Linked DNA regions of Homo sapiens: region 1 is linked to region 2. Evidence: chromatin loops called from intact Hi-C (ENCODE). Cell type or tissue: CD14-positive monocyte. All regions are shown on one strand. Each heading gives the region's core, and the rest is flanking DNA. Links, peaks and the distances in the headings are about the cores only.

The links. Peaks named below come from ENCODE experiments on the same cell type or tissue, not always from the same donor. Only the 100,000 strongest peaks of a DNase experiment are listed, where the experiment ranks them.
Region 1: a loop joins it to region 2, with 3 times the contacts of the local background. A loop is called at or near these places in 3 of 110 quality-filtered maps.

Annotation. Positions count from the first base shown.
Region 1 is chr9:114,956,603-114,959,526 of GRCh38, forward strand. No RefSeq gene overlaps it. Among named protein-coding and RNA genes, the nearest start is that of TNFSF8, 27 kb to the left of the region's middle. In CD14-positive monocyte, for the core only: no CTCF peak of the experiment used is centred there; DNase peaks (open chromatin) are centred at 1,729, 2,089 and 2,389; H3K4me3 peaks cover 2,274 bases; H3K27ac peaks cover 2,500 bases.
Region 2 is chr9:114,892,381-114,895,304 of GRCh38, forward strand. It overlaps a transcript of TNFSF8 not described here. Among named protein-coding and RNA genes, the nearest start is that of TNFSF8, 37 kb to the right of the region's middle. RefSeq lists an enhancer at 1,458-2,657. In CD14-positive monocyte, for the core only: no CTCF peak of the experiment used is centred there; DNase peaks (open chromatin) are centred at 1,431, 1,931 and 2,631; H3K4me3 peaks cover 691 bases; H3K27ac peaks cover 1,862 bases.

The sequences.
Region 1 (2,924 bases), core at 204-2,703, 64 kb after region 2:
AATGCTGGGATTACAGGCATGAGCAACCACACCCAGCCTATGTATGTGTTTAGTGGTCTAAAGCCTGTCTGCTTTCCTGCTAGGAAGAGGCTGTGTCTGTTTATTCACCCACTGTATCCATCACACCTGGCTCCAAGTGGGTATTCTACACATATTTGACAAATGAGGGACTACATATTGAGTGAAATGGTTTGAGGAAGAGGCCTCAGGTGGGAGCCCAAGGAGACGATGCTGGGAGACACTGATCCTGTTTTATGAAGAGCCTTGAGTACTCAGGGCAAGGAGAGTGAATTTTTTCCTGGTTGGGAGCTTGTTAGTATTTTTTCAGTGGTGGGAGAGGTGGTGATGGTAGGGTATTTTGATCAAAGCAATTTCAGAAATAACTTTTCTGGTTGTGGTATGAAGGCTAGTTTGAAAAGGGTACACATGTAGGAAATAAGATGCTATGAACCGACGAGAGCTTTTGAGAAAGGAAGAGTGGGACTGCAGAAAGTTTAGAGAAGAAAAATCAATAGGACTTTGGTTCTGATTTAATATAGGAGGTTAAAGGTGATTCTCAAAAACGCTTCCATCCAGGCATGGTGGCTGACACCTGTACTCCCAGCTCTTTGGGAGGCCAAGGTGGGCAGATTGCCTGAGCCCAGGAGTTAGAGACCAGCCTGGGCAACATGGTGAAATCCTATCTCTACAAAAAATACTGGTTAAGGACATGGTGGCAGGTGCCTGCAGTCCCAGCTACTTGGGAGGCTGAGGTGGCAAAGTCACTTGAGCCTGGGGAGGTGGAGGCTGCAGTGAGCAGTGATCACACCACTGCACTCCAGCCTGGACAGCAGAGTGAAACCCCATCTCAAAAGCAAAATAGAACAAAACATGATGGTTGTCTTAGCAGAAAGAAAGAATATGAAAGATTTTGGGGGGATGGGGAAGAATAGATAATGGTTTTCATTTGTCATACTTGAGGCAATAAAGGAACGTCCAAGTGGAAATGTTTAGCAGGCAGTTGGCTATATTAGAGGTGGGAAATGAAAACAGGTTAGAGAGTTGTTCTCGCAGAGTAATTCAAGAAGAGAATGACATGAAGAAAGATGATTACTTGCTTAAGGTCATAAAACTGATAATTGGCAGGGCCCACACTGGAAGTCAGATCTGGCTAAACTCATGCCTCATGTTCAACCACAATAGTGTTCTGACTCTACAACTTTGTTGAGATGCAGCCAGAAGAACAGAGACTTAGCACTGGCCTTGGGGAATACTCACATTTAACAAGGCAAATGACTTCTTAAGAATGAAGGTGCAAAATGCAATCGAAAGCTAATGAGGTATGAGGGGAGAATACTGATGCTCCAAGAATGCCCTAAAATCTGGACAGGAGGGTAGGAACTGGTACCTTGGGCCAGGCAGCTTGGCTAGGCCCATTTGGCTTTAGCGAGGGCTGAAGTCTCCCACAGGCGCCTCCTGCTTTCACTCTGAGGACTTCTCCAAGACCATCAGTTGCACTTTCTTTTCATACACTTTCCATTCTGCCCACTGCTATGGTTCAAGCCAGAGAAAACTGTGGCCAAGTAGCAATTCTGAGAACATAAGCACGGCTGACATCCTGCCTGGTTTCTTCCACTCTTGCTCAGCCCAGAGCAGCCTGAGAGAATTTTGGTGAAGTGGTGTTTGGGGATTTTCAGAAGTGCCCTTGCAGGGAAGGGCTCCTGGGCTCTTCTCTGCCCTAGACCCCCTCCCTGTCGCATGCCTTCGGGTTCATGGCATGGGCTGGGGGAGGAAGAGGAAGCAGATGCCATGAGAGTGGGGGCGTGGGCATGTAGGTTGTGAAACAATATGAGAAACCTCCAGAGCCAGCAAAGAAAGTTTTATTTTTGGAATTTGGAATTCAAAGTTTTTCACACTCAACATTTCTGTGACTAGCAGGTGAGATAAAAATCTATGTCATTCCACTGGTTTTCACCTTTGTTTTAAATTATCTGATTTTAAACAGAAATTATTATCAGTCTGATATTGTTTCCTTTTCTAAAATGTGGTTTAATTTCGTAAAGAGCCGAGTAGGACGGCAGAGCTGAATCATAGGAAATGTCAGCATGCAAGCTCTACACCCATGATTACAAAACGGTGTTCTAGTAACCTTGGTGCTCTCCTTGAAAAAGCGTTCCTTAATCCTAGGTTTTTGTTTTCAACTAGGCAAATTTTCTCTTTGTTTGTTCTACCATATGATGTCTTTAATTTCATGCGAGAGAACTAATCATGGATCCTGAGTTTGAATCCTACTTTCTCCTCTTCCTTCCTGGGTAACAGTGGGACAGTTACATAACCTCTGAGCCTTAGTTGTCTCCCTATAAATGCAAATAAGAAGATGGACGACACACACACACACACACACACACACACACACACAGACACACACACACAACTGGCACTTAGTAGGTGCTGAAATCTTCTTACTTCCTATCATTGAACAAGATTGGATAATTTTTTTTTTCTTTTGGCGGTCACTGACTCACCAAAGAAAAAAGAAAAAATATCAATTTACTGTATGTTGTTAAATCAGGAGAGACAATTGTGGGTGTTTGTGTTTTGGATCTTATTTTTAGACATTACAAAAATGTTCCATGCACTGGATTTTGAAATTAAGAATGAGGAAACATTATTTATATCTGAATCATAAATTACAACAAACGAAAATATTACACGTATGATTTCAGTTCTATATTACAGGTATTTAAAGGGAAGGGAGAGAGGGAAAAGGAAGGGAAGGAAAAAAGGGGAGGTAGCAAACATACAAAATTGGCAGAGATATGAAAGACATGGCAAAGGTAAGAGACAGTGGATGTAGGTGCCATTGTTTGCAGATAAATATTTTTGGTTTTCCCCTAATTAATACTTGATCTATGGGTGCTAGAGTTATGTATTTGCTGCTGTAA
Region 2 (2,924 bases), core at 147-2,646:
GGGCTGGAGTGCAATGGCGCAATCTCGCCTCACTTCACTGCATCCTCTGCCTCCTGGGTTCAAGTGATTCTCCTGCCTCAGCCTCCCAAGTAGCTGGGATTACAGGCGTGTGCCACCATGCTTTGCTAATTTTGTATTTTTTTTTTTTTAGTAGAGATGAGGTTTCACCATGTTGGTCAGGCTAGTCTCAAACTCCTGACCTCAAGTGATCCACCTGCCTCGGCCTCCTAAAGTGCTGGGATTACAGATGTGAGCCACTGTGCCCGGCCTCATATCCTTTTAAGGCACCATCTGGTCTCTTCTAAACTCCCTTGAGTGGTTGATTGAAGGAAAACATCTAAGAACAAATAATTTTCTTGGAACAGTACATTCTAAGTCTATATTTTAGAGACATTTTGATTAAAATTATTTTCATTATTATGAAGACATTCAAATCCTCACATGTCTCTGGTTTACTGGTTGTAAAGAAAAAAATCCTCACATCTCTAACCTCCTTATTTTAAAACATGATCTTTTTGGAAGCTATTCCTTTCTCACTGCTTTTGGTGGATTTGCCTCTGAGGCCTTTTCTTTTTTAAGTTTACTACTTCTTCATATTGTTGGATAGATATTATCAAGTCCATGGTCAAAAATCATGCATTAGCCCATGGAATCCCTTAGCACTCAGAGGCATGTTCTATACATGATTCCAACAAAGTTGGTACTCCCCTCTCACAGCTGACAATATTGAAAAGGTCAGATAGACAGTGATCATATGGTTCTCTTTGTGGGAAAATTTATGATGTATGTGTGTGTGTGTGTTGTAAGTGTGTATATCTAAACATACCTGGAGTCACCAGCAATATATAGCAGGTCCATCAGACATTTTCTGTAAACAGCTCCTGGACTCTGGGGCAGCTACTCAACTCTGCCATCACAGCATAAAACCAGCCATAGACTGTACATAAATGAATGAATGTGGCTGTGTTCCAATAAAACTTTATTTACAAAAGTAGGCAGAGTCGCCTGAGGTTGTAGTTTAGTGATCTCAGAATATAGTATAGTTCTAGACAAGAAATCAGAATACCAGGTGCTCCCACTCTCAGTTCTGCTTCTTCCCAGTTGAGTACACAGCTTAGTTCTCTCTTGTACTATTTGAAAGAATAGTGGTGTAAACTTTAAAGCACTATGCAGACATCTAAGATGGTATTCATTTAATCTTTCATTTAATCAAGAAATATATATCAAATGCCTGCTGTGTCAAAAACTTTCCTAGAACAACAAAGTGATTGTAGATAAGAATGAGTCACCTAAACATTGGAAAAGGTACCAATAATGGGCTGTTGCATGATTGTCAGGTTGGGGTCATAGGGTAAGATGACAGCCTGAGAGGTGGGAGTGGGGTTTTCCCCTGAAGGGAATTGATGTTCACACAGTCATACATTTTGGGAAGTGATTAATTCTGGGAAGGAAATGAGTTGGCACTTTGAGTAGGGGGTGGTCAGACTTTTTTCTCTCTCTGGGGCCAGGAAGTATTGGGCCACGATTCCAAATCATGGACAGGTCTAGATGATTCTGTTTGTGGGGGGTGAACCGTTTCCTGGCTATGTCGGTTTAGGCCCAGAGTGACTGGTACCATCAAGTTCATGACTTTCCACTTAGCAGTGACAGTGACCCAGGGTAGAAGCAGTTCTTGTCTGCAGCAACCAGCATCAAGGTTCAGGGTTGTAGAGTTTCAAGGCAGCAGTGTCCCTTCCCAGAGTCCAGGGTAGAGTGTGAATGGTGGAGGATCATGCCACAGTAATCTGGAAGAAAGAATAACTTTACTTTGTAGATATCGGCAGGAGAGATGTGATACATTTTGACGTTGTTGTTACTCAGAAGCCCACAGTTTAGCAGGGAGGCAAATGTACAATCATGCTGTCATAGTGAGTGTAGTAAATTTTTAGACAGAAGTGAGAATATCAAGGTCCAGGTTGCATGTCTAATTTAGCGGAATGGTTCTTGAGCAATAATGTCTGAGTTGAAATTTTATGAATGAGGTCAAATTAACAAGATGTGAATGAAGGGCAAGGACCTTGTGGACAAAGGAATCAGCAGGCACCAGGTCAAGTAGCCTCAGGGTAGTGCAGTGTAGTGTGGTTAGAAATATAGCTCTGGAGCCAAACTGCAGTGGTTACATCTTAGCTCTTCAGCTCATGAGCTGCTGAAACTTAGACATACTTAAGCATTTCTTCGAGCCTCTGTTTCCTCATCTGCAACATGGGAATGGTCATCTCTATCTCATAAGGGTGAGATGCAGTAGACTACAGTATTTGAAGGCTTCCATGTGGTGCCTGAAACCTGGCAAGCAAGCGTTCAGTAAGTGATAGTAATTATATCTATTTACGTAACATAAAGCGGTTTAAGTAAACACATCAAAGTAATGAATGAGGAGGATGAAAAGACCAGATGCAATTGAGGACTGTGTGAGTGTATGAATGTAATGTTGGTGGTAGAAATGAAGCCTCCTTCAGTGTTTTCTTGCTGTTTACTCATCCCATTGTATTGATCCTGTGATGGATTGTGACCTTTCTTCCCTTGAGTACTGTGCCATGCGCTGACTGCATCAGGCCAGCTGGTAAAATGAGACTCATTGTGAGAACGGAAGGCATAGTCAGAATGTCAAGGAGGTTAGGTCATCTGCGTCCCTAGCAATGGAAAGGAAATGATGAAATACTTCAGCTGGTTTTTGTTTGGAGCCTCCTGGTTGTGAAGGAGGATCAGCCTTCAAATCAGCTTGTTCCTGACTAGTTTAGCTGATATCCCTGCCTGGTAATTCCCTCTTCCTGTTGCAAGTGAAATCTAAACATTTCCTGAGTGCTGACTTTGTGTAGGACACTGATTTGGGTGCTGGGATTTGGAGATGGATTCTTCTTGTCTTCTAAGTGCTCATTTCTAAGTGA